Regions from separate parts of the Mus musculus genome. Here regions 1, 3, 4, 5, 6 and 7 are each linked to region 2. The links are chromatin loops, found by intact Hi-C in ENCODE. Cell type or tissue: heart. All regions are shown on one strand.

The links. A loop is a pair of places that touch in the nucleus more often than their neighbours do. Peaks named below come from ENCODE experiments on the same cell type or tissue, not always from the same donor. Only the 100,000 strongest peaks of a DNase experiment are listed, where the experiment ranks them.
Region 1: it touches region 2 in a loop (4-fold over the local background); 8 of 42 quality-filtered maps call a loop at or near these places.
Region 3: a loop joins it to region 2, with 2.1 times the contacts of the local background. A loop is called at or near these places in 3 of 42 quality-filtered maps.
Region 4: it touches region 2 in a loop (5-fold over the local background); 17 of 42 quality-filtered maps call a loop at or near these places.
Region 5: it touches region 2 in a loop (13-fold over the local background); 16 of 42 quality-filtered maps call a loop at or near these places.
Region 6: a loop joins it to region 2, with 14 times the contacts of the local background. A loop is called at or near these places in 14 of 42 quality-filtered maps.
Region 7: a loop joins it to region 2, with 5 times the contacts of the local background. A loop is called at or near these places in 9 of 42 quality-filtered maps.

Annotation. Positions count from the first base shown.
Region 1 is chr9:84,018,102-84,022,101 of GRCm38, forward strand. The region is part of intron 8 of Bckdhb (branched chain ketoacid dehydrogenase E1, beta polypeptide); the gene reads left to right. All of the region lies in intron 1 of Gm46124 (a long non-coding RNA gene), which reads right to left. Among named protein-coding and RNA genes, the nearest start is that of Gm46124, 4.7 kb to the right of the region's middle. In heart, a CTCF peak has its summit at 1,724; no DNase peak of the experiment used is centred here.
Region 2 is chr9:85,325,824-85,329,823 of GRCm38, forward strand. Tent5a (terminal nucleotidyltransferase 5A) reads right to left here and starts at 1,327. Exons shown (of 3, transcript NM_001160379.1): 1 at 1,220-1,327; 2 at 436-982. The coding sequence starts at 945. In heart, no CTCF peak of the experiment used is centred here; DNase peaks (open chromatin) are centred at 868, 1,608 and 2,718; H3K4me3 peaks cover 2,866 bases; H3K27ac peaks cover 2,714 bases.
Region 3 is chr9:85,124,278-85,128,277 of GRCm38, forward strand. No RefSeq gene overlaps it. Among named protein-coding and RNA genes, the nearest start is that of Tent5a, 200 kb to the right of the region's middle. In heart, no CTCF peak of the experiment used is centred here; a DNase peak (open chromatin) is centred at 1,674.
Region 4 is chr9:83,954,810-83,958,809 of GRCm38, forward strand. All of the region lies in intron 3 of Bckdhb (branched chain ketoacid dehydrogenase E1, beta polypeptide), which reads left to right. Among named protein-coding and RNA genes, the nearest start is that of Gm29163, 18 kb to the left of the region's middle. In heart, a CTCF peak has its summit at 2,327 (motif pointing right); no DNase peak of the experiment used is centred here.
Region 5 is chr9:84,464,495-84,468,494 of GRCm38, forward strand. No RefSeq gene overlaps it. Among named protein-coding and RNA genes, the nearest start is that of Gm39388, 120 kb to the right of the region's middle. In heart, a CTCF peak has its summit at 2,455; no DNase peak of the experiment used is centred here.
Region 6 is chr9:84,341,832-84,345,831 of GRCm38, forward strand. No RefSeq gene overlaps it. Among named protein-coding and RNA genes, the nearest start is that of Gm26146, 160 kb to the left of the region's middle. In heart, a CTCF peak has its summit at 2,023 (motif pointing right); no DNase peak of the experiment used is centred here.
Region 7 is chr9:85,586,156-85,590,155 of GRCm38, forward strand. No RefSeq gene overlaps it. Among named protein-coding and RNA genes, the nearest start is that of Gm25125, 120 kb to the left of the region's middle. In heart, a CTCF peak has its summit at 2,161; no DNase peak of the experiment used is centred here; H3K27ac peaks cover 363 bases.

The sequences.
Region 1 (4,000 bases), 1.3 Mb before region 2:
ACTGTCAATGGGATTTTTAGCTGGAGCACATCCTAGTTGTTGGTTCCCTCTCGTAGGCCTGCCCTTCCCATGCCCGAACTGATTGGTTCCCTCTCGTAGGCCTGCCCTTCCCATGCCCGAACTGATTGGTTCCCTCTCGTAGGCCTGCCCTTCCCATGCCTGAGCTGATTGGCTTCCGTTCTTCATAAGCACCTCTCTATGTTGAATCAGTGCTTTTCTCTTTGGAGAATGTCCTAGTACAAGATAGTGCCACAGCTTCCTTTGTTTCCCCTGTCCCCACCCCAAAGCAACATGTACTGGCTGGTTTTGTGTGTCAACTTGACACAAGCCAGAAACATCACAGAGAAAGGAGCCTCAGTTGAGGAAATGGCTCCATGCGATCCAGACGTTAGCCATTTTCTCAATTAGTCATCAATGGGGGAGGGCTCAGCACCTTGTGGGTGGTGCCATCTCTAGGCTGGTGGACCTGGGCTCTAGAAGAAGGCAGGCTGAGCAAGCCAGCAGAAGAAAGCCAATAGGCAGCATCCCTCTATGGCCTCTGCATCAGCTCCTGCCTCCAGGTTGCTTGCGTTCCTTCCCTAACGTTCTCCAATGAGGGATTGTTATCTGGACGGGAAACCCAAGTAAACCCTTTCCTTCCAACTTGGTTTTTGGTCATTGTGTTTTGTTGCAGTAATAGAAGCCCTGTCTAAAACACAATGTTTTTATTTTTCTTATGATTAAAAAGAAAAGAACAAAATCACAAAAGAATATAGATTTTACTTTTTCCATTCTGCCTCCTTTTCCTTAGCACCTTCCCTCACACTTTCCATTTTGTTAAGCATCGGTTATATGGCCGACTCTGGTTGTCCATACACGGGAGCAGTTGTTCTGTGGCTTCAGGTCAGGGGCACCTGTAGCTGTGTGTATTTGGAACTGGGTGGTCATAGGAGATAAGCAACGTGAAATAATTCATTTGTGGCACAGAGCATGGCTTAAATCAGTTGTCCCTGATTCAGTAATGTTCTTTACTTCATTTCTTGATAGCAATTTCTTTTCTTTCCATAAAATACTCTACCAGGATGTTGCCTAAGGGCCAGACAGGTGGTAGCTGGCAGGGTAGGTTAGGAAAGGAAAAGTTTGGGAGCAGAGAGGTCTCACTCAGTAAGAAAAAGGGAGACTTCAGGGAGCTCTGCGCATATCAAAAAGAACCAAGATGGCCTAGCCTTCCCATTTATGCCTTGGTTGATGAGTGCATTTAGATAGAGGAAAACCTACCTTGTGAAGGCTCATCAACCTAACCCTAACTTTGCAACCTTTAAAAGCATCATTTCATTGGGCTGGTTTAGATCACCTTTGATGCCATTTTAAAAGGAAGGTTGCTGCCGTGAGCTGAGTAGTAGTTAAATTTTGGGGCTTTGTACCTCATGGCTGCACCCTGTACTCACGGGAAACTGAGGGCTTTCCTCCCACGTGTTCCTGGTGAACAAGTGCTGCTCATTGGTTTATATGCATTAAAAAAAAATTGGCATTTTAATTCAGTGACTGAAAGCTACATATTTTGCTAGAGGCTATGTGTGTGCAACAGAGGTAATAAGGTAGAGAGAAAGGAAGAGAGTGGGGGCAGAGAAAGAGTAAAAGTTAGAGAGGTTATAGAAAGAAAAGAAGGTAGCAGTGAGAATGACCACGATCACAGATTCTCCATGAGGTAGATCCCAGTGGTTAGTAACTGACCATAGCCACTAGAGGCCTCTCTTAGGCAGGGTTTTAGGGTGAATATCATTAGGTGTCTATAGTGGCATCTGGCTTTGTCATTGCAAATTACTTACATTTTATATTACAGTTCTAAGTAAATATTCTGTCAATAGGTGTATTCTAGTGTATGTGTTATGCTGCAACCTAAGTGGTTTATTAATTTGTATATTTTGTATATTATATCTATCGATGCTCAGCTAGATTGAAGTCAGCTACTTAGGAATCTCGTTTCTAAAAGCCCTTGAGTAAAAGTTGTAGTCAGAGGGTTACTGGGTGAAGTGATGTGTCCTCAACAACACAAAGATGTTTAGTTTTACAGTTATTGATTTAAAGTGTTCTGTTTAACTTTTGAGTGGTTTATTCTTCTCATCATCAACCTTAAGGAAAGGCATTCTAGACTGTTGAATAAAATTGTTTACGTGAATATGGAAAAGGTAACTGATAAATGATTTTAGATTTATCTGTCTGGAAGAAATTTATGTTTTTCTTTAGGAGCAGGGAGACTGAGTCTCCCATTTATTTGGAGTTGGTTGTTACATAGTTTGACTTTACAGAGAGGTTGATCAGGGCTGCCTGTCCCTGTCTGACAGAGTAGTATTTTCAGGTCCAGAACAGGAAAGCGATGGTAGATTGGGGCTTATTTGTCAGGTTTTCTTTCCTGTGTTGTTTGCTTGTTTTTGTCATGGTTCTGTCCAATTGGTTGGGGTGCCAATGGAAGCAGGGTTCACCTTCTTGTGTGCAGTCTTGTAGTATGGCTGCCTCACTTTGTGCTCTCCCATGGCCCATGGCCAGCCAGGTATTCTTAGGTCCCTTGAAGCAGGGACTTGCTCATTTGCTAGATTGCACTAGTCATGAAGAGTGTCTAAAACTATTTTATTTGTTTGTTTATTTAGTGTATGTATGTGTATGAGCGTGTGTCTGTGTGACTGCACACAGGAGGACAATTTGTGATGGGGACCAGAAGTTGAACTCAGGCCATTAGCCTTGACTGAAAGTGACTTTATACAGAGCCATCTTACTGGCCTCCACGAAGAGTACAGTATAGTAGATGCTCTTTATTATAGTTATTAACGATGCCATTGAATTTTAAAATAGCCGATGGTATTTGATCTTTCAATGAAAGAAAGTACAGGAACTTATACTTTCTGAGTCAAAGGGCTGCGAATGTCACTCCTGCCACTTGGTCTGCTTTGGTCGGACTTTGGTCTAGATTTAGAGTTGTTTGAGATAACAACTTTAGGCTTCAACCTAATTTTGTGTAATATATTCTGTATCATAGGATGTAGCAGCCCCATTCTTGGTGAGAGATAAATGGGAACGGTTAAAAGTTCATACACCTGACACAAACCCTCTTGGTTACTCTTAGCAGTTCTAAGTTGACACCAGGGTCAGTTTTACAGGGAGGAAATTGAGTTTGGAGCCAGTGGGAAGGGAGGTGGGAAGGGATGGCTGATGGCTCAGGAAGGGACAGCTGCTTCTCTGGCAGCTGGATTTTTGCCTCTAGCCCTCGCTTTTCTCACACAGCATACAGCTTCCCAAGCAAAGAGTGAGCAGATGTTTGACACAGTTTTGAGATGTGATGACATGAGTGATTTGTGATGATTTGTTTGCGTGCACCTGGAAAGTATAGCAGCCATCGGCAATAGAAGTAGATCAGTGGACGGTGTGAAGCTTCTCCTTGGGGTCATTTCATAGTGGACTCCTCCCTTACCCCTGATTTAACCCTTTCTGTTGCGGTGCGTGGTGAGAAATATCCTTAACTGTTTTAGGAAGAAGGAAATTGAGTCTCAGGAAGACTAGGCCACTTCTGAGTCACTCAGCTAGGAAGTGTCTCTCTTGTAATCCTTCCCCAGGCCTGATCCCCTTCTAGTGTATGGATGCTTCATGTCAGGGTGCTTTACAGTGAAAGTGTTTTAAGCTTTGAGGGTTTTACTGATGCTGCTGAACTTCAGCGTAGACCATGCTTTATAAGATGGGTAGGCATTTCTCACATATATATATATGTATATATATATATATTTCCATTCTTCTAAAAGAGATGACAGAGACACTGCATCTACTCAGTTAACTCAAGCTAACATCTTCCTTTTATTTGATTTATTTTATTTCTGTTTACATGAGCCTGGAGAGAGAAAAATTATACAACTCCGTTTCTCTGGTTCTAGACTTCTTTAGAATATTTTGCAAGTGCTCATTTACATATTTAAATTATGTGAGTTTGTCTCAAGAGTTTCATTTTGTTTACACTATTTGTTGTTGCCCTTCC
Region 2 (4,000 bases):
CGCCGAAGTCAGTGGAGTATGGATCGATTCACATTTTCCAATATAATAAAAACCATTGACTCAGTTCTGCTTCAGGCTGCTATTTTTCCCAAAGTCTAGATTACAAGATGACTCAAAAAAATTATTTACATCATTCCATCCTTCCACCAATCACGTTATACTCTGGACAAGAGTCCAGCAAGGAAAGTCAAGAGTTAAACCATAGAGAGAAGGAAGAGAAGGAAACGCAGAGGAGGAAGCACAGAGTTGTGGCGCTGGATCTCCCAGGAAACTAAAACACTCCACACCACTCACGCGCATTAGTGCGCTCGTGAAAAAAAAATAATAAAAAAATAAATAAACGAACTCACTATGGCCATACTGACGGCAGTCAAGGCAAGCTGGGCTTGCTTTCTCCCCACCCCTGCTCTGCCCAAGCCCATCAGGTGGCTTTACCTTGAGAGTGAGCGGTGTGATCTTCTCCTTGTTCACCCCTTCGGGCAAGAAGTCTAACAGGCAATCCAGAACGACGTCCTTCACAGTCTGAAACTCCTCTTCCCCACGCAGGTCAGCGCAGAAGATGAGGTCCAGGTCCTTGTAGCCTAGGCCACTGTCCTGGTGCAGGACGTGACTGGCGGCTGAGCCGTTGAGGCGCACGTCGCGGACACCTATGCCCTTCTCTTCCAGGCGCCTCCTCACCACCTTCACAATCAGGCTTGGCTGCAGCTCGAGCGTGGGGAAGTTGCCGCGCCCGTGGATCGGGATGGTCTCGCTCAGAATGCCGTCCAACCGCTGCACTTGCTCCCAGTTCAGCACATTGCAGTGCGCCGTGGGGCTTTCGCAATAGTCCGAGCAGCGGTCGCCGAAGCTGCTGCCGCCGCCGCCGAAGTCACCACCCAGGGGGATGTAAGGGCCGCCGGTCAGCTCGTCCTCTGCCATGGCAAAGTACCCTTCGCCCTCGGCCATGTAGTGCCCTCCGAAAGCCACTTGGCCTTGGTCAGTCCTAAGAGGAAAGAGTGGATTTAGGGGAGCGGCAGAGAGGTGTGCGGGTGAGGGGACAGGGGTCCCGCCGAGGGGCCTGGGCTTCCCCTCCCCGATCGTGACGCCCATAGTAGCCCTCCTCCCCCAACCCTCACCGACCCCAATGCCCAGCCGCGCGCCGCGCCCCGCAGAGCAGCCCCGCACCAAAAGTATCTCTGATGCATCTGGAAAGCACAAGCGAGAGTCCCGTCTGTGTCACCTGGAGGCGGCCGCCCCTTCTAGGAGCGCAGGCGAGCGAGGAACCGCGAGGCGGACACACTTCGCAGGAGCTGCGAGTGCGCTCCCGGCAGCGGCCCGCGACTTCTCCGCGCCGACCCCCGCCGCGCCCTGAGCGTTCCCGCCCCTTGCCCGCGCCCCGCCCGCGCCCCCGCTGCGGTGGTCTCGGAGGTGGCGGCTCTCGACGCCGCCGATGCCACCGCGCACACTCGCGTCTCTGGAGCTTTAGCAGTTGTGCGGGGGGAAATGTCTTCAGTACTTTTTTTATACCGGGCTTCTCCGCGCTTCCGGGGCCCCAGCGCGCAGCGCTCGCCACACCCTCTCATTTGCATAGAGCACCGCCCCCAGCGCTGGGTGGACAGTCGCCGGAGCTCAGAGCTGCTGGAGCTAGGCCAGGGTGCGCAGCCCCTGGCTATGAGCACAGACAGATGCCTGTGGCTCCTACGTGTAGATTTATCCATTTCTGCACGTCCACACACGCGCGCGCGCACACACACACCCCTAAAGAGGAGACACTTTGCCTCAAATGTGATAGATGGCCATCAAAACCGGATCAGGGTTAAAAATCACGCAACTATAGAAACTTCCCAAGCCTAGCCTTCTGGCCGGGTGGAGCGCGTCATTGCCGCGTAACTGGGTCTCCTGGAGGTTCCCTCAACAGTGTCCGTTTGTGGCTAGACCGCCGATTCCACTCTGGACCCTGGGCCAAGTGTGGTCTCCAGAGGCAACTGGTCACGCACGTCAGTCTCTGTGAGGGAGGGGGAGGGTTTGCTGAGAACTGAGTTTCGATTCTCGAAACCTCGAGAAGTGCTGGTGGGGGGGTGGGGGTGGGGTGGGGAGTCCGGTACCAGCCAGCCAGCCTGAGTGCGCGTCCAGCTGCTGCCCGCGAGCTGGGCAGGCGCGCGTCTCCTATCACACAGCTCCGCGGGCTCGCGGCCAACCCGCGGGGTCTCGGAGCGCAACCCCAGCAGTGCACGAAAAGCGGCCGCCAGGGTGGCGGTCCTTCGGCTCAGACTTGGGAGAAGCGCGTTCCTCGCAGCCTCTAAGGTTCTCAGTTCTTAAGCGGATAAAACGTCAATGATCAAAGTAGGCTCTGGCTTCTTACCGGCCATTAAGGGCAAATTTAAAAGACGAGAAGTTTCTCCCCCTCCAGCTTCAGTCGCCAGTGGAGTGCTTAAGGGTTGGAAAAGGTTATCTCTGCGCTCTGGCACCGCACTGTTTGCTAGAAAGCTCCCTGCTTTCGCTTGTCCACTTCCTCCGCCGCCCCGCTGCTGCCTCCGTTCAAAGTAATGCTTTGCAGTCCTTGATCCAGGTAGAGGCTGTGAGCCGAACGAGGCAGTCAGGGTAGAGAGGAGAGGCCCTGAGATGAACAGCCATTACCCCCATGACCCTAGACAACTTCAGAGAATCAGCCTCTGAATTTAGGGAGCCCTGGTCTAGAAGCCCAACCTGAGTTGAGGGATGGGATGCAGGGGTGTCGCCCACGCAAATCTAGCTGCGTGACAACGCCGCCCCCTGCTGGTGCCCCGTGGAGCTGTGAGTCCACAAAATGGAGAAACTAGAAGCCAGGCTTTCTTAGCATAGGCCGAACCTAGGCCAAATTGGATTGAGCGATGAAAAGGAGACTTGGATCCCAACCTTGTTCTCAAATCCCACTGCTTCCTTTCAGGACATGTCCAACCATGAATGCTACCTAGCAACACATTTTGTATATATGAAATTGTCTGTGTATATGTGCTCGCGTGCCTCTGTGTGTACGACAATCTCACATGAGCTTGCATGTGACAGTCTAGCTATATAGCTCAGACTGACCTAAAAATCAACCTCTTCTGGAGTGATGTGATTACATCTGTGAGCCACCACCTCCACCCTGAGCTCTTCTACACACCTTACAGCCTTCAGGCCAAGAAAGGGGCCATAGGGGGTTGGAAATAAAGGGATTAAGAGGTAATGATCGTGATGGGCTCAGGCCTTGAACACTCGTTTGACTGTGAATGCTCTCGCCCTAAGAGATGTCAGTGGCTTAGTTCTTCCGTCTTGGGGGGGGGGGGACACTGAGGCAAGCACCTGCAGCAAGGGGGACAAGTAAGAGAGGAGAATACTCTTCTTTCTTCCTTTTTTTTTTTTTGGTTTTTGAGACAGGCTTTCTCTGTATATCCCTGGCTGTCCTGGAACTCACTTTGTAGACCAGGATGACCTCGAACTCAGAAATCTGCCTGCCTCTGTCTCCCAAGTGCTGGGATTAAAGGCGTGCGCCACCACCTCCCGGCGAGAATACTCTCAATAAAGCTCAAAGATAGAGTGTTTACGTAGCTCTCTCTGAATTTAACGAGAAAGAGAGAGAGAGACAGAGAGAGAATAAAAAATATTTTCTTGATAAAGTACCAGGAATGATTTTCTTCAAAGGCTGATAATTTTGAGTCTTCTTAAAATAACGTCAAAGTGGCTGGTCATATATTAAATACATTGCCTTTATATAAAAAAAAAAGCAATAGTTCAGCCCCACTCTCATTACTTTGTACAGCGTTTTAAGCTTCCATCAAAAAGCCTGAGGAAAATGAAGCTGGAAAATAGAGTAGCCTGTGAGCAGACTAGCTCCTTACTCACACGTGCGATGTGTCCTAGGAGGCTGAAGACTCAACTGCTTTAGAAAGTTGCCAGGGCGGGGATCCTGACAAGAGGGCCCAGCCAGAGCTTCTACCTTTCCACTTCTTGGGCAGTTGCATCCTATTCTCTAAGTGGGGAGACACCACTCCCCCCCTCA
Region 3 (4,000 bases), 200 kb before region 2:
TGATCCTGAGAGACTACTGAAGAACTTAGATTTATAAGACATTGCCTTTCGCATACACAACAAAGACTTTTCTGTCCCCAGATGTAAATAGAACCAATTATGTTGAGAGACTAATTCCTAAAATGATGATGAAAAGTGGTTAATGTAATGCTTAATTGATTAATTCTCACAGAACAAAGGAACTCCTGTCCAACCTTGACATCATCCTATTTCTCTTTCTCTTTCTTGCTTCCTGCTTCTAGAAGCTCACCTGTCCCATCAATTCTATACCCAATCAACCCCAGCACTGCCATCACCCCTGCTTTGACCTAAAGGCTTAAGATGTCCTGGACTGTATCATAGTTTCTCTTGATTAATCCTGCCTTCACCATTGCTTCACATTGATTGGGCTTCTTACCTTTGCCCAGAGATTATCCAAAAATGTAAATGTATTCATGTCACTTTTCTGTGAAGATCGCCAATAGCTGCCACTGCTGACGATAATATTCATCCAAGGGATCCTGTCTTTCCCTGGTCCTTTTACACTCTGTCTTTATATTTTTATTATACATATTTATTCAGTGTGTGTGTGTTCATGTGTGTTCGTGTGTGTGTGTGTGCATGTGTGTGTGTGTGTGTGTGTGTGTGCGCGCGCGCACGCGTGTGTGTGTGTGTGAACGTGTGTGTGTCTGAAGCATATATGTCCATATCAGAGGAAACCTTGCAGTAAATCAGTTCTATCCTACTACCTTGTGAATTCTGAGGATCCCGCTCAGGTTATCAGGCTTGGGGGCAAGAGCCTTGACCCGCTAAACCACCTCACCATTTATATCCTTTTCATCTTTTGTGTCTCAAACCCTTTATTTCAACTCTTGAGTTTCTCCATTCTCCTCCATATGCTAAATATCAAAGATAGAGTGTCTAGCTATCCATCAGCCTTGGTGGCTTTGCACATCATGTAGATGCCATTCCTTCACTCCTCCTTTTTATTTTTATTAAAAGCTTGTTATTTGGGCTGGTGTGATTATCTGAGTTCAATCCTTAGAACCCACATGGTAGAATGACAGAGTCTATGCCTTCAAGTTGTCCATTGACTTCTATGTGCCAAGACATGTATGTGCCATTGCAAACACACACACACACAGAGAGAGAGACAGACAGACAGGCAGACAGACAGAGACAGGCAGAGAATATATATAATTTAAAAAATTAAAATTTTGTATTCAATACATGAGACATATTTAAGTTTGAAATGACCTCCTCTCACCACAGCCAATCCAGATCTCTGCAAACAAAACAAAACCAAAAACAAACAAACAAACAACCCAAAAAATGTTCATCCAGGTCATCAAGGTTCATGGTTGTAATAGCACAATAAGACTGAAATAGCTTAAACAGGAAAATAATTTCATAAAAGATCATTAGTAATTATAATGGGATAAGCAGTCTCCCTAACAATTCTGTCCATGAAAACCTTCTGAATGATACTTTATTTTGAAAGAAGGCCTTTGTAGGTGAATTTAAGATGTGGCCATGCTTGAGAAGATGTTCCCTAAGTCGTTTCTGACTGGAATCCTCCTACAGGAAGGCCATTTGGAGCAGAAAGCACGGTGGAGATCACCCAGTACATGTGCAGTTAGGGAGGAAGTGAAGTGATATATCTGCAAATTGCAGACTAAAGCACTGCCAGCGAGCACAGGAAGCCAAGGAGAAAGGCCAGAGTCAGATTCTCTAGAGGCCCCAGAAGTCAGCTCTGGCAGCATGTGACTTTGAACCTCTGGCCTGTGGAACTATGAGATAATCTATTTCTGCGGTTCAAGATGCTGTGAGTGATGATTATTACAGTAACCCTTGGGAAGACTACCATAGCCTACATTATCCATCTAAACATTAAGTTATATTCTGTAGGTGGTGAATTAAGACAAAGACAAAACTATGCTTTCGGAATAACGGGCTTAGTAAGATATCTTGATGTTTGCCTACAGCCTTGGCACTCCAGAGAAATCCCCATGTTACTGGACCACTCAGTATCCTCAGTTGGCTAATAGATGTTCATCTCAGCTCCAGATACCACAATCTTCTCTCAAATAGTCCTATGACTATGTTCCTTCCACTCTCTCAAAAGAGGATGATGTAGTCCTCTTTTCTAATATAACTTGAGGATCCCAATGAGAGTTGGCAAAAGTGGAGCCTTTTATCAAAGAGTATTAATAAATTCAAAACACTAACAAAGCACTAGATCAAGTGCAGGGCCCTTCCTGTGCAGATCACTGCTGGCGTAGCCATAACACGCTCCGTGACAGATGCAAAACAGACATTCTATCTTTCTGTCTTTACCCTCGAGAAAAAGATCCCCACTCTCAATTCTTCCTGTATTCTTCTGATATCTGAATGTGATCTGATGGGTGGTAAAGAAAAGACAAATCTGCTAGCGGAAGTCCTGTATACATGATTCATAGTGCTGTGTTGTAACTGCCTCTCATATCTGCCTTCTCTGCTAAAACCGTTACAGCAAATGCTGAATTGGACCAGTGAAGGCTTCATTTCCTGTGGCCAGCACTTTAAATCAGAGATGACTCATATAATGATATGGGACATTTTCATTTAAAAGTATGTGTTGGGAATTCTGATGCCTTTATTGTACATCCACTGAATTAACATGGGGAATGATTTCTGCGTGCCCATTATATTGAAGGCTCAGTAAATTGATTAAATTGCACACTATTTTCCATAATCTATATTTTAAAATATCAACCATTTTGAGCCAAAACAACTTCCATGTGTCTTATTTCTTTCCTACCCACTAGAAAAGGACTAGCATTTCTGACATCCCCCAAATGACTTCATGTGCTCTCCCAGTCTCTGTTCCAACTTTACTAGGCAGCCCAATGTCCGGAAAGATTGGATCTCAAGACTGAATGAACTCTCCACATTCTCTTTTCAAAGATAAACATGCACTCTATAAACTTCATCGGCCTAAACAACAGAAACATCTGTTTAGATTCATGTGCAGCATTTTGGCTGCACTCAGCAGGAGGGAGGCTTAGGAAGTATGTCATCCCCACTGTGTTCCACAAGCGCCCTCCCCTCTTCAGCACTCACAGTGATACACTGAGAGATTACCAAGCCTGGGAACAACTAAACTGGGTCACTATCCATAAACAATCTTGGGTAAATGCTGTTCCACTGTTCTCACACCCTGGAGAACTGTCTTCCGTGCACAACAGAAATCTGAACAACATAAATAAGTGGGAAATGCAACAGACTGCTGCACTGGTTATATTTGTTCAACCTTTCAACTAGACATAACTCTAGGTTCCTGGAACAGAGAACCTACAAGAGCCTTCTGTAGCCTGACTACTTAGCAATGCGGATCAATCACTAGATAAAATAAATTATGACCCTTCACTGGTTACATATATTAACAGAATTATGATTCCAGAACTTTGTCTGTATACTCAGGGACTCAGTAGCAAGGGCAGGAGCATCTGTGAGTACTGGCTAGCAGGTTCAATGGGAGAAAACTGGTGAGCTCTGTTGCTCATGTGAGCATACTGTAGAGTAGCCTTCATTATCTTCATTAGATAAAGGCAAGAACTAAATATGAAAAAGTTAACAGGCTGAAAATCTGTAAACCTAGTTCTCCTCATTTATGCCCCTTTAATTTTTCTGATCCAGCCATTATTTTCATGTACCGTATAAACTCTTATCAAAATACCAATGAGTCAGACATCTACATCTGATCTGTCAAGTATCAATTATTTGAACCAAAATAAGTTACTAGGTAAGGTTTTATGTTGTAGGAAGTCAATAGTCAGCTTCCAGAGAAGAAAAACTGAGACTTCTGGAAATGTACCATGAGTGTCCAGAGGAGAGCAGCTTATAAGGGCTTTGGGACCACTGAAGAGAATCCATCTACAGGTTCAGTTCCATTCTTGTGCATCTCTACTGGAAGTTTTAAAAGCGCACACATAGAAAAGCATGTACCCAACTTTACGAACACATTTATGATGGTATCTTA
Region 4 (4,000 bases), 1.4 Mb before region 2:
CTTTGCTCACAGCCAATCTGTGTCTCTTGCATGGCACACATTTCCTTTCTACAGGCCGATTTCATTGCCTTTTCACTCGGAGGTAGAGCCGTCCGAGCTTACCTTGATTCTAAGAATGCTCAGCCCTCTGACTCGCTAATGAATGCGTTTCTTCTTTTACTGTTAATGATGCGTCTTAGGTGCCCCATGCTTTATTTCTTCATTCACTCTTGCCTAATCTCAAAGCAGGTACATTCAGGCTTAGAAGTTGATGTCAGTCATCTATCTGCCCGTGGCTTCTGCCCCGGAGTGCTCAGGTGTGTTCTGAATGGGCAGTGAGGGAGGTTAAAAGCTTTAACAAAAGTATTGTGTTTCCCCATTGCACCATTCTTGAGGTCCGGGGTATTGAGTTCCGTGTGGTGTACTGAGAACAGTCAGCATGTTTGTTTTTTCTGCCACTGATAACGGGGTTCCAATCCTCTGCTTCCTCCTGGCTGTGTGTTCTGTGAGCCTTTGAGAGTGAAAGAAGTTGGTTAGAAGGCTGTCTTCTGTACTGCAGACTCTTAGCAACTTTTAAATCTTTAGAGAAAAAAAAAGAGAAACTTTTATACATTTGATTTCAGAGAGATGAGTGTGCATTGTATACTGTTTCAGGACATATAGAGGAGAGGGTAAGCATCCTTCAGGTATTTCCAGAGATGATCACTGGGCGCATCGGAATATTTGTACCTGGAGCATATCTGAATAGGTTTGTATATATTAATATTCAAAAGGTAGAATTGTGCTGTTTTACAACTTGGTGTTTTCTCTGTGTGGTGCAGCTTCTGAGGGCACTCCTTCTTCAGCTGACTCAGTGTGATGTAGGGGACAGTTTTCCTGACTCTCCCCACAGGTCACATGTATGATTCTTTACCGAATCCATTCTATGTGGGGCATTTCATCCACGTTTTCTCCTGTTGTCCTACTAGCAACTTCTGACTTTCTTCCTCTAATTTATACCTCTACCCTGAGCTTGAGAGTCATAGATTGACTATTCTACCCCAGATCTTCATGTTAGAGTCCCACAGTATGCTGATTGTCAGCTTTCACTCAACTATGCAGATTTGTCTGCGAGACCTGAGATTTGAGGACCTTAAAGGATGGGGCAGACCACAGTCTAATGCTGTAGACAATTTTAGTTCAATTTCAGTGAACTTTGATACATGAATGTAACAAAGACAGCAATGATCTAAGGAAGGTTGTTTGAGGTCAGAAATTCATGATCAGAAAAACACATAAATAAACACCAGTAAGCACGCAGTTAGATATTAACAGAGCAGCCATTTCTCAGAACTTTCTCAGGACAGACAGATTTAAACACAATTGCCTGGTGTATGCTAGAGATTATATCTGGGAAAGCGTGAAAGTGAGGCAGAAGGCCAGATCCAGAGTCAGGGTCTTTCATCTGGACATCTTTAGCTTTAGCATTGTGTCAGAGTAACTCGTAGCGCCAGTGTGCAAAGGTGCTGTGGGTTGTGTGTTCAAATCTCAAACAGTCTGTACTTGATGGGGACGGACAGTTAAGTTACTGCTCTGTGATCAAGTTCTGTTTTCAGAACTAAAAGGTAATGTGGATGTTGGGGAGCTCACAGAAATATTTCTGATTCATGGCATGAAAAAGAAGAAAAAAAAAAGAAAAAAGAAAGGAACAAACATACAAAAATCAAATAAATACTTCAAAAATAACCTCTGCTCTTTTGAGTGTACTCCAGGAAATTTTCAGTTTCACATAAACATGTCTGCTTACCATTATTTTGTGGAGTTTAAATAATTTATACAAACAAAAACAAATTGTAAAAATAAAGTTGAAGATACTGTTTTTTTTTTATGATGAGCTGACTCTGTTGGTTCTCGACAGCTCGACACAAGCTAGAGTTATCTGAGAAGCGGTAACCTTGACCGAGAAGATGCCCCCATCAGACTGGCCTGTGGACACACCTGTGGGGCAATTTTCTGGATTAATGATCTGTGTGGGAGGGCGAAACCCACTGTGGGCAGTGCCATCCCTGGGCCTGTGGTCCTGGGTTGTGTAAGAAAGCAAGTGGAGCAAGTGTTGGAGAACAAGCCACTTAGTCAGCTTTCTCCCATGGTCTGTGGCTCAGTTCCCGCATCTCGGTTCTAGCCTTGAGTCCCTGCCCTGCCTTCCTTTCATGCAGACAAGAAGCTGTAAGGTGAGATAACCCCCTTCCTTTCCCAGTTACTTTTGGTCACAGTGTTTTTTTTTTTTCCCAGCAATAGAAAGCAGCCGGAGATACCCAGCTTCCTGTTCTGAGAAGCCTTGTGCGTATAGTGCAGAGAGGCTCGTGGCCAGTAGGTGGCAGTCTGTGCTTTTCAATGAGAGCTGAGCATTGTGCTGGTGTGGAACCGTGGCTAAGTTTTTTGCATCCATCAGGAGGTAAAGATGGAAGTTTTGCAGGTTTACTGATGTAGTATTGGAAAGCTGGACGCTGCTTCGTATCACCGTGAAAGGGCGGCATGGTTAGAGCCCACACTAAACGGGGAGCTACAGGTTTGTTTTGTACTCAGATGGCCGGGATGAGTGGGAAATAAAAAGCTTCAAACCGTTTCTCTTTTCCTTCCCTGTCCTTTGATAGAACAAACTGAGTGTCTTGGAAATTAAGAGCAATGGAATGGTATGTCCCCAGCAATTCATTGTGTACCAAATGGCAGCTTTAAATGTGGTGGGCGCTGAGATCTGTCTCAGAGCAGCATCGGATGGAGCTAGCAGACTTCCAGGGAAGCAAAGATTGAGAGAATAGTTTATATTATTTAGTTTGTGGGGAGAAGGTACTCTTCTGTTGAAGGCCACGTGCATATGCAACAGTCTTCTTTGACCCTGTGTGCTAGGTGTATGTCTTCTATGAAACTGCTGTATGCATTTATAATTTTTTCCTTTAAAAATATATTTAAGTTAGCACACAAAATAACAGGTTTCTTAATGGCAACGTTTTCATCCATACATAGCTTTGGATGATTCTGTGCATTGTCCCCACATTTTCTGGCCTCCCCATTTCCCTTCCCCTTGTTCCTGCTTGAACCCTCCCCTCACCAGAATCCTCACTTCCACTTTTATACCCCATGTCTTCTATTTTCCTCCCCACCCCTCCCAAACCATCCCCCAACCCTACCCCTCATGGCCCACTCTTCAGTTTTCTGGCCTCTACCCAAAACCCCTCCACATAAACACAAATAACTCCTAAAGCTACAATCTGCACAGTGCCATTCTGCACTGCTATAAATATTGCTGGGCTGTGTTTCTTAGACTCTCTTTGGCCCACTGACTGCAGGAAACTTAGGTGAGACAGAGAACTTGAAGGAGTCTCCTGCCCGGCCGGCATCTGCCTTTTCTCAGGCACTGGGGATTTTCCATTACTGCATCCATACATGTGTGGCTGCTGTAGCAGCTTGGAGAGCTAATATAACCGCTTAGCTCTTCTCTTCTCTAACACCAATGGAGTTTTATAACCAGATACCTTAGGATGCTGAAGTTGGGAGGGAGAAGAAGGATAATCCTGAGGCGAGAGAGAAGATGCATCTTGCGACGTGCCTGTGTTTGCCAGTTGGCTTTTGGTATCTGTCCTCACTCGTTGGGTGGAGACGGAAGGCCAGGAGACTCCATGGACTCTCCTCCACACTTTCAGGCCATCTTTTGTGCTTTCTTCTGGTCCCCCTCATGCACTGCTCTCTGAATACCTTAAGCACTGTTGAATATTATTTTAAGAAGCGTCTTTTCCAGATTAGTTTCAAACCTGGAGGGGCATAGGCATAGCTTTTTGACAGGTCCCAAACTTTTCTCTGAATAATGATATTAATATCGTCAGCATAGCGAATGGCCTTCTGTTGTACATTCCTCCTGCTGAAAGGCTCGTCTGACTGATGGCCTTGCTCTTGGACTCAGTGACAAGCTTGCACTGCAGGACAGCGGTTGGTGAGATGAGGGTTTTGGTGCTAAAGAAAACCCTTATGAAACACCTTATGAAAA
Region 5 (4,000 bases), 860 kb before region 2:
TGCCTCATATGGTTTCTTTATATGTGTTGCATAAGCTAGTAGAGAAAACATATGCACTGAAGTTGGACTATTTGGAACATAGATCTTGAAGCTGTTGTTTGTTCATGTCATTAGATTTTTATAAACTATTTTACAACTCAAAGCTTCACTTTTTCTCCTGTTAATGAAAACATGCTTGACTACTGGGCAGACTGAGAAGTGCATAAATAAAATATCTGGATGACAGTTGAAATTCAGTAATTGTTAGTCTCCTGTCTAGATATTTTCCAAATTTTGTCAGTGGAGATCCATGTATTTTCAAAGGAACAAAATAAACTTTGTTAGAATATTTATTGAAACACAATTCTACTTTTTCTTTACAACCTGAAAAACTCAACTGCATTGTAAGTCTACTAATATATTAGGAATGCTAGGTTTTATCAAATACTAGAGGAAATGTCAAGGGACATACGATATACAGTACTGCCAAAGGCTTACTCAGTCAACAGGATGGATATGAAGTCTTGTCTCTCCCCAATGGCTTCTTCTCCCCTTTTGCAATTGACTAAGGAAGAATTCTTAGACACTATTTTAGACAGGTTTAATTGAACAGTGATTTACATTTGGTACATTAATGATTAAAAATAAGAATACTATTATACTCAATGTAGATGTATTTACTGTCACACACCTATGGTAATTATTACTATGAAGAAAAAATAATGCCTGAAAACTACAAAATGAAAGACAAATTCAGCTAATTCATACTTGCAATGATCTTTTTTTTTTATTTGCTGTAGTTACCTGGAAGAAATATGTTCTACAGAAGACACTGAATGCAATTACAAAATGCAAATAAAAGAGATTAAATTTAGTAGAATCCAAAAGTTACATTTTTCTAGAAATGAAAATTACAAATGTGAGATAGGAAGAACCACCGATGGAGTAGCATAATTGTCAATAGTCACTGGATGGACATTATATTTATTTTAGCTTATTAGAATGTTAAAATTACATTTTAAAGTAAGATTCTGATCTTGGAGATAAGAGGTATCAATGGTAGTCATTGTAGATACTCTGAAGCTCAACAGACAATAGGAAGTTTTCAAAAGAGGACATGCTAGCATCCAAGAGGCATATAAAATCACATTCAACACACTCGGTCATCAGGGCAACAGAGGCAGAAATGACAGTATCCAGTGACGTCTATCACATGACTATTGTAAAGCAAGTCAACTATTACTAATGATTGGGAGCAGAGGAAGCCCGGTTTGAGGGATGTCCTGAATGAATGGATACTGCTGATATGGACATGTCAAGGATGCCATAGCCTTGACCAATGGAAAAATGACAAAGCCCTGCAGAGGGATAGCAAAGCCTCCCTCAGGGAACAAAGCATGAATAGTGTGTACAGAAAATATATACATAGCTCCTCCAATGTCAGGCATTTATAGCCTAAGATGTCTCCATATCAAGACTGTTCCTACCAAGTAAAACTATCCCTTGGGCCCAGCTGTTACCACAATCCCTGCCTCCTTTTGATATGTATGCATTAAACGTACTTCCCTGTTCAACTCTATAAACACAGTGACTTTGGGCGGTGGGATGTGGTTTCTCCAGTGAAGAGCAGTCCACCTCATCTGAGCTTTTCTGTTTTCTCTTTGTAATTTCTTCATTCCTTTGTTGTTCCCAGTCAGGACCAAGTCCCTGGGGCTGTTCAAAGAGGTGTCAGTTATGGATGTGGACAAACTGGAACCAGAAAACAGTGACAGTGAGAATGAACAGTAGACACAATGGCCAACACTATGGAGAACCATCAAAAAAACCTAAATGATGTAATACAGTCATTTCATTCATGAGTATTTCCCCAAAGAATTGAAATCAGGACCTCAAAGAGGGAAGGGAGAGAATTGGTATGTTCCTGTGCCTTCTCTCAGACTCAGAGTGGCCAATGTGTGGAAAGGACCTAACTGTTCGTGCAGAGCAGAGCAAGTGCATCACATAGACAGGCACACACAGGCAAGAAGGAATTCTGTAATGCATATCAATTTGGATGGGATTTAAGGACAATGTGCTGACTGAAACTAGTAGAACAAAACAAATGCTGTGAGGTTCCGCTGCTGTGCAGCACCTTACATACCTAATGCTGGGGGCTGAGTGGTGAGGCATAAAGTTTCAGTAAAAGCAGTGGTTAAGCTCCTTATGCCATTCTATATACCTGAACTACAATGTGCTCCTCACTAACGTGTCTTTTAAGGGGTAGTAGGTTTCTTCAACAGTTTCTCCCATTTGTTAAGTTTCAGTATCCCTATCTCCAAATCAAAACCGCTGGCTTTAAAAAAAATTGAAGTTGCAAGCTGGCCAGTTTCCCTGCCTGTGCACAGTGTTCCTACTGTGGCTCTTTTGTCTGCCATACCTGGAGATATTACCAAGATACACATATACTTCTCTCACACATAGATGGCGCTACTGACCCATCATCCCTGACACTTGTGCGATTTTACTGGCTGTGGATAAACCCTGGTCTGTCCTTGTCTGGTCCCCAGATAGTTTCTATTTTTGGATCACTAACTGGGGTTTTGGGTGGGGTGAAGTCTTTAACAAGGATCTGTTATTGTATGTACCCAACCCAGCTAATATTTAGAAGCAGGATCTACTCCTTGAATAGATCTTTCTATTTCAGCTGATTAATTGGCTGTTATTGTGAGTAAGGACAAAGGACTCTGATTTGTACCCCTTTGCTTCATGGGATGGTTTGTGAGATGCTGTGTGCTTCTCTGAATCATCTTGGCCTCTGTCTTTTTAATTTGGATTGAAGAGGAAAGGAACCAACACTTACTGGTAATCTAGTCTATGCTAGTAACTGACTACCCCTAAATGGCTCACCACCCCCAATCTCTTCATTCCCTATGAGAGAATGGCTGATTTTCTTTTATTTACATATAATAAAAGTGAAGGCTAAATATTTTACAATTAAACTACTAAAGATTGTTAATTTGATTTCAGATCAAGGCTCTATGATTTATGATTTGAACAAAATGTGCATATATGTCCTGCAAATGTGATACTAAGCTTAAAATAGGTTCTGTACTAGCCTTGTATTAACATTGCTGCCATAAGATAGAGGCACCATAGATCATTGGAAGGATGAATGACAAACAGAAGCTCATTTAAAACCCATTTATTGACTTGAGCATCATCAGATTAACCAATGCTCTCTTAGCTTTTGTACAGAACATACTGTCTTGTGTACAGGCAAGCTTTAAAAATAGACCCTCCCTGTTGCTTCATATTGTTCAGATTGAAACATGAGATATTTAAATTTTATGAATTGATGTGTATGAGTTTTAGTAAGGACTCTGTAGAGGTGAGGAAGTTCTAAGAAAAATCATACACACACACCCACACACATATGTATGAGCAGTTTATTAAAATTGTGTATTTTGTGATTTTATTAGATTGATGTGACAAGCATGTATTTTTCATTATATCATATACTCATTCTGAAGATTGTCCGAACCACTTTCTGTAGGGCCAGAAGTCAGGAAATGTGCTGGTAGTCATTTTGATTTAAAAACACCTGTAAATGTTGGGTTATCTCTCATATGCAGTCTAGCACTCATGCACAGGATAGACTTATTTTTGTATTGCAAGACCATATGATAAGATTTTTATGACAACCCTTAATTATTTTCTCTATAATTAGGCAACAAATTACTTTTATTGCATTCTTTCAATTTGACTATACTTCTTAATCTATATAGTTTAGTGACTTTGCAAAGTTTTTCCCACATTTTTGTTTTTAAACCATTTGGTTAAGAGACCCTGTAATGTAATTAGGGAGGGATGTTCCACAAAGGGTATCCACACAGTAGAAGGACAATATTTTCAGTAGAGACACAGAGACCAAGGGCTAGGGCTGATTCCCATGGCAAATGACCTTCAAGTGGTAAGTAAAGAAAAGACAAACATTCAAAGTAAATTAAAGAGTTTGGGCCTGCATTTTAGCAGAAAAGGGGCT
Region 6 (4,000 bases), 980 kb before region 2:
CTTGCCTGAGTCCATTTTGTTCCATTAATCCATACACTTTTGAGAAACAGTAATGAACTGGCTACTGTCTCATAATTGCTGATACAAAGTGTTAGCGAGCTGTGTGAACATTTTACTAACAAATATAGTGAGCTCACTGGGCTCCAGTCTCCATGGGCTTCCATCGGTTGAGCCTCTGCTCTTGCAGTGGCCTTGTCCTGGAGTGCCCATCGCTCAGATGTTCTCACTGTATACGTCTTCCCCTCCATCTAGTATTCACTGAACATCCTTTTCCTGGAGGGGCTAATTTGTACCCTGCTTAGATGTACATGACTGCATGCTCTCTGTGTGCTTTTACCTGCTGTGATTCTATTTAGAGCACTAATTACCTTTGGAAAAAATACTGTACATTTTAAAAGATACTGTTTTCCCCCTCACCCATCAAATGTAGGCTTCAAGTAAACTAACATTTAAGCTATCCAGCACTATATTTTTATTACTTAGAATTTTTGATACCTATAAAATCGGAATGACTATTAAATGAACAAATACATTCATCATTAAATGCAGAAAGGATGATTTAACTTACTAGTCTGAGTGTGTTGGAGGTGGTTATAACCTGTTTAAGTGGTTGCCACATGCCTGGGGTATACCAAATGAAGTTGAAATACTAGGAAAAATTATCTATTGAGAAATGAAGTTAAAACGTATAGAGAGATTGGATATCTCTCAACTTTGTTCCCCAAAAGATTGAATATTGAAATTACTGCTTATTTCATCAGACATTAGAAACTATTGCCTAGAGCAGCACAATATTCATCAATAGACTGTCATTCTTAAGAGTGGCCCAGATTGGGACAATTCTACCACATACTCTGGAGTTCTCTGTTGATTAAGGTCAAACATTCACACTTAGTTTACCAGGCAACATGCTGTGGCTCCTAGAACAATCAGCCTGGTAATTATAAAACCCAACATGCAAGCAGCCAGCTGGTCATGAGGACTCTAGAACTGAATGCAAAACTGATGACAATGGTTAAGTAGTTAAAGATACTAGTAGGCTAGTAGCATGAATGACCAACCACAGTGGAAATGTTGGACCCTACCCATCTTTTCTGATCTGAATCAGATGAAAGACATGGATCTCCTAACATAGAGGAAAAGACTTGGATGAAGGAAAGACCCTGCTGCAATCATAAGTTGACTTTCTGGGGGTGGAGTTTATGATTTGATCTATACAAAGCAGAGCATCCAAACCAGTTTATGTTTAAGATAGAGAGGGCCTGAAAATTTTCAGGGACAGTGGTCGTGACTGAATTACTACAAAGTTTCACTTCTGGGAAGAGCATACGTTTTCATTTGGAGCATGGTTAGTTTCATTATGACAGGAATAGGAATGGTTTCATTCTATTGCTTCCTTTCAGTCATGTATGTGGCAAGAGAACCATTTGGATGGAGACACTCGGGGAATAGATAACTAGTTACTCCCTATTGAATCTTGCAATAGCCTCTCCTATTACTCCCTGCTCTCCACAGTCATTTCTGAGTTTTAGCCAAGTTCCTGTTGGTTGTTAATTTTCCACTCTCTGATCTCAAAACAATAGTCAGTGACATATAAATTAATGCCATTCACACAGTACCTTATCCTAAAATCATGATAAACATGCAAACACATACATATATTTGTATATATTGCATATTATGTTTGTGTGTATTGATGTATGTGCACGTGTGTTATTTTTTCCTCCTTGACTTTGTATTGCTTTAGAACACAGAGACTATGTAATTCATGCCTCCTAAGTCATACCCAACACCCTCAGGGCTGTTATCTAGTGGACTTTGCATATTCATGATGGCTCTCTATTTGGCACACCCTTCACTTGCAGTTAACACAAGCAAATGCTCAATGGCACACTACGATAGTAAAACAAAGACACAACAAGTCCAGACACTCAAGTTCTGAAAGTCTGAGAAAAAAGGGACCTTCCTAGCGGCTCTGAGGCTGCTAACATGGTGAGATCACAGCACCCAATCCATGAAACCAGCCAGGAGGGGGCGCAAAAGAGACATAAACCTGCGCCACTTCTGCTCACGCACTGCTTACAGTGGTTGCTATGGAGAGAGCTATGCTATATATTCAGTGAACATCCCTTCCCCCACCAATCCTAAGGCAGACATTCTGCAACGAGGTTACTATGTGCTTGTGAAATCAGTTCTAGGAGATTCTCCCCACAGCCTGTCTTTCCATAGGGATGAGTTCTAGGAAAACTTTAAGAACTATGGAAACAGGAGTCCTACATCAAAATTCTAGGCTTTTAAAATTCTGGTTTGCTTAGGAGTCAGGCACAAAGTTGTTTTGAATGAATATAACATTGATTTCTGGCTTTCGATCATTATAAGCAATATAAAGAAGTTCTATACTGTTTTACTAAAATAGTTCAAGAGGTTTTCATGCCTACTGCATAGAGGGATTTCTACTATCTTAGACACAAACCTGTATTGGGAAAATTTCAGAGTCTCTCTAAATATAATCTTTTAAATGTATATTTAGAAAGACTTATGTCTGTGGGTATATACAAACTCTTATTTCAAGGAAATATAACCAAAAATGTTGGGAATTTCCAGATGTGAGTATGGTGTGTGCTTTTATCACAATGATAGTTTCAGAGGTAGAATTAGATTTATTAATTTGAATTGATCTTTAAAACCAAGTTATAAGGCCTAGAGAGGTGACTTGGTGTTTAAGAATGCCAATTGCTTTTGCAAGGGACCAGACTTCTACTCCTAACACCATATGAGGCATCTTTCAACTACCAATCACTCCAGCTCTAGGGAACTTGTGACTCTCTTCTGGAGTCAATAAGCATCTGTAATCATATGTCCACACACCCACACAGATACACACATGTACAATAGCAAAACTTTAAAAAATCTTAAAGGAAAATCAAGTCATGTGATGATTCCTCTGGCTGAGACAAAGGAATTTTTTTTTTATGAGGAAATGGATTGGGTTTATTTTGTGTGCACACATATTTGAGTCTGTAACAGAAACAACCTCAGCAGTTGCCTTCTCAAGGAGGAATTTTTAACCGCTATATTTCTCCATTGTCTGTTTCTCTCCTGCACTGAATTAATTCTGATTAGAATGTGGTCATTCCTTGAGCATAGACCCAGTTACTGCAGCTGTAGGGGTTACCTTCTTCTCTTTTCTGGCTGGATGGTTGGGTTGTGCAATCATGGAAAGAATAGCATTACTGCTTGGAGAGGAACACGCCAATGAATGTTTTGTAGGAACATCCAGATGAGAAACAAATAAACCGATGTTGGCATTCATTTTATTTAAGAAACTAATAAAATGACATTTGAAAACTCAATCAAAAGCACCCTTTATTACTTGAAACTATTTTTAACTTCTAGGGAGATTTAACTGCCCAGGTCTTCTGGGTAATGAGGTCCATAGAAGCTCATTAGAGTTGTAGCTAATTTGCAGATGGATACAGATAACATTTGCTCTGGTTTGAGTGCCTTGAAGATTAGAGGGTAGTACTGTGCCTGTATGGTTCAATGACCTCACTTGAGTCAGAAATTCAGACATGTCGGTTCTAGACCAACTTTATTATCCAGTAATGGCTTGTTCTTGGCCAATTGAACAAGATCAGTGTTTCCTCTACTGAATATCTTACATCTCAAAGGACGATATGATCAAATGGAAGAATTTTGGGGGAAAAAAACCCACCTAACATGCTGTAAAAATACCTGCCATCTTTCTTAAAATGGTTTTTGTTATGAGAATAGTCAAGTATATGGTCACTGAATCGATTTTGAATTTTTAGATTATACATTGGAGTATACAAGTTGGAAATTATGAACCTTAACTCAGAAGGCATCAGCATGCTCTGATCTTTAAGAACTGGGAGAAAATGCAGTATCCATTAGGGTATTTACAGTGATTACATAGATAACCTAAAGAGGTATCAAACCCACAGTCTTTCAAAATTGACCACATGCAAGCCAACTGGAT
Region 7 (4,000 bases), 260 kb after region 2:
GGAGTCTGAGAGAGAACAGCTATCAACTGTATGAGGTTTAGGGTGAAAGGTACTGGTACCAGAGATGGGCAAAGTACAACACAGTGTTTTACAGACAGAGGGAAGCAGAGTGGGTCTAGAATGCTGAGTGTGTAGGAAAAGACAAGTTGACAAAGAGAATGGACATAGAGGACAGGACTCTCAGTAGTGAGAGCTGTACTCAGGGCAGGGTTGAGTACTTAGAAAAGCCAACCTAATGTCATGTGACCTGACCAATATTTTTATTTTTAAATATTTATTTATTTACTTATTTATTCATTTACCTATTCATTCACTTATTTAATGTGTATGGATATTTTGTCTATGTACTACATGTGTGCCCAGTGTTCATGTAGATGAGATGTTGGATCCCCTGGAACTGGAGTTACAGGCTGTTATGGCCCACCATGTGGGTGCTAGGAATTAAACCTGGGTCCTCTTCACAGACATCCAATGCTCTTGACCTCTCTCCAGGACCCTGATTAATATTTGCAAAACAGTCTTAAAAGGCTCTTAAAGAGCACAAGGCCTGGGCCGGGGAAAAGGCTCAGCAGTTAATAGCACTGGCTTCTCTTCCAGATGGTTTAATTTCCAGCACCTACATGGCAGCTCACTGGCATACTTTTGGTATATAGGTATTCACATAGGCAAAACACCTAAGTATATAATAAGTAATAAACTAATAATGATAAATGTTTTTAAATAAAAAGAGCATAAGCCCATAGGAAAAAGTGCTCATCCTAAAAAGGAAATAATGAATTACTATATTCCATCTGTACAACTAGACAAAAGGGTTAATGAGGGAGCAACATTTGCATACATTCCTTCTTGCAGAGATAATACCAATTTGGCCATACAGACTGAAATGATTTTGCCATTCTAGTTTTACCCCTTGATTGTGATCACACCCATACTGAGTGACATATGTACAACTTTATTCACTGCAGCAAATGTCAGAGACAATCAAATGTCCATTAGATGCACACTGGCTACATGTTTTGTTGGCTCAGTATACGGAACAACTTGTACAATCAAAGAAGGAACTTCCTTGTATAAAAGGTCACCAAGATACAGCAAGCATACAAAACAAGTGTGTGCGCGTGCTGTCCTTATGCAAGGAGGGAAAACACAGTGATGTTCTTAAATGTATAAAATATTTCTATAGTAATACACATGTATCGTCACTATGAATTAGGCAATTACATAGATGGAAAGTTGGAATTAAAGGGCCCTTTGAGATTTTTGTCCAAAGCATCTCACAGAGTGACATAAGCAGGCTCTGAATTGTGGAAGATTAAATCCTGACTTGGCAAGAAGATGAAATGCGCAAGTAGCATTCAAGAAGTCTGCTTAGGGATGGAGAGTGTGTGGGCAGGGCTTACAGCAGGGGTGGGAGAGCATGGTCAGACCAAAAGTCTTTTTAGTCTGGGGAATGGATGTGAACTTGTCTTCAAATACACCCAGAAATGAAAGACATCAAGAGACAAAATATAAGAAGGAGATATTGCTGAAGTAAGGCAAAAGGAAATGGGAATACTATTAAGTTCTAAACAAGAGTTTAAAATATAAGTCCAGACATTTCAGCTTTTCCTTTTCTTTTCTTTTTTCTCTTTTCTTTTCTTTTCTCTTTTCTTTTTTCTTTCTATCTATTCGCCATTGTATTTAGAATACCAGTTCACTTAATTACTCTCAGATATCAGAATGTATAAATTCATGTTTGGGTTATCTTTTCTGTCATTAATCATGAACTGCCACCTGTCACATCTGCAAAGATATCCTATGACACACAAAGTATCCAGTGCATCACTTCACATACACATTATATCAAAGGCCAAGTAAGGTGGCACACACCAACTCTACATAGAGTGTGTATGTATGAATCCCAAAGAGCCTACATCCCCTGTCATTCCCAGATGGACAGGAAGTGTTGTTCTACCTCCTTGACCTCCAATGCGTGCCCTTTCCAGATTCTGGCTGCAGGTGAATATTTTGCCAAGCAATACACACTCAGTATGAGAGACAGGACACACCCTATCAACTTCCTTCTAATTTGCTAGTGTTTTCTATACCCTAGCCTGTCAGCACCCTCATTCTGGCCTTTTCTAGGTGGAACAATAGGCCTCATGCTCCCCCTAGTGCTAGCCCCCAAGAATGCTTTAAAATGACTTAGTGCACATCTCAATAGCAAAGAGCACAACCCATAATGAGTGTGGAATTACAGAAACAAGTACGTGTGTGTCCCTTGTGCTCTGCCTGATACATAAGTTTCTGTGGTCCCCTTTGGTTATAAAGAAGTGTGCTCAAGCCAAATAGCTAAGAGTTTATAGTGAAGGCTTCAGTTGTGATGTAACAAAAAGGTCACTATTTCCTTTTGCATTGGAAGGAGGAAAATAATAAAAGCATAAAGACTCCAGAAGAAGACAGCAATGTAGAACATGATAGGTCAGTCTTAGCCTACACTGGTGGCTCCAAGTTGAGGCAGGGAATCAGTGCCACACAGAGGAATAGTTATGTGTTGAGAAATGCCTCTGAGAAGGCCAAACAGCCACGAGGGACTAACCATGGAAGATGATTCCCCAGTCAGAAGAAGTCCAGGTCAGTGATACAGAGATGAGGTAGTCAGGTTGAGCACTGATGAAACTATAGAATTTCTGCCAAAAAAAAATAATAACATGCTTTTATATCCACAAAAAGTCATGAAACAATTCAGGGAGTAACAAAGAAAAAGAGGTTCAGCATCACTTCTGCAAAATGCAGGCCATTGTTTTGATAATTCTAATTTAGTGCTACCCATGCACACATGGGTGCGGGGGTCCATCCATTAGTGGCATGTAGGAAACCAACCTGTGGAAACACGCTCAAGAAAGTGAGAGCTTCCTCCTCCCTCCCACAGCTATCAGCTACAAATAGCTCCTGGAATTGGGAGGGAAGTGGAAGGTAATGGTTGAGGGATATGGGAGGAGTTGGAAGGGAGAAAGCAGGTAAATAAGATCTGACTTACTTATATACATGGATGAAGTTATCAAGGGTGTGTGTGTGTGTGTGTGTGTGTGTGTGTGTGTGTGTGTGTTAAATTCAAGCCAACGCTATAGAGACATTTTTTCTTTTACCTGTCAGTTTGGAAAAGATCGAGATATTTAGCAATATGACAAATTGTCACAAGCATGGAGAAACAGATGTTCCTACACTGTGCACATACACATGAGAAACTGGTGCCAGGATGTGGGGGAATCTTCCCTTAGCCGCAGCTTTGCTCCCCACCCCCAGTCAAGGATTCTCTCATTTATACCATCTGTCTGAGTCACACCTCTGTCTGAGAATTAAACACAAATGAATAGCCATAATACTCTTCATCTGAGTATCTCACAGACTCTATAGACTCAAAGTGTTCATCCCAGAACTCAACCCCCACCTGAAGGTCCCCTGGGAGCACTCTCTGCCTGCCATACAGGACATCTATCAGGCTGTGCCAACCAGGAACTCTCAAGGCATCTTGGCATTTCCCTTTAAATATCTTTCCCCATACTCTATGCTGCTATGGCAATAATCTCTTAATGCCCTAATGCCCTGCATCCTAATGTCCAGTCTATTGCTTGGACGGTGATACTTAGTACAGTCAGGGTCATCTTTTCAAATCGAAGTCTAAGTGTGCTAAGCTCCCTCCTTAAAGTCCTGAACTGCTTCTAAGAGGAGGAGAAAGATCCAAGATGCAGCCTGCAGACTCAACACAACCTCCTAACTGCTTCTCCTGCTCCAGGATCCACTCTTACCGTCCATATCACAGGACAGCACTGTGGTCTCTTCCCCTTGCTTTAAAGCCATTGTTTTCCCTCTGTCCCTGGAGCTTTATCTGTGTGTCTTCAGAGGGAAGTGATCTTTCCCCTTCCTTTGTTTGTGAAGTTCTACTCCGGAAATAAACTCGGTCCTCTGGAGACTCTATTCTCATCATCTTGACTCCGGTGTCCTTTGTCTCTTAGTGTGA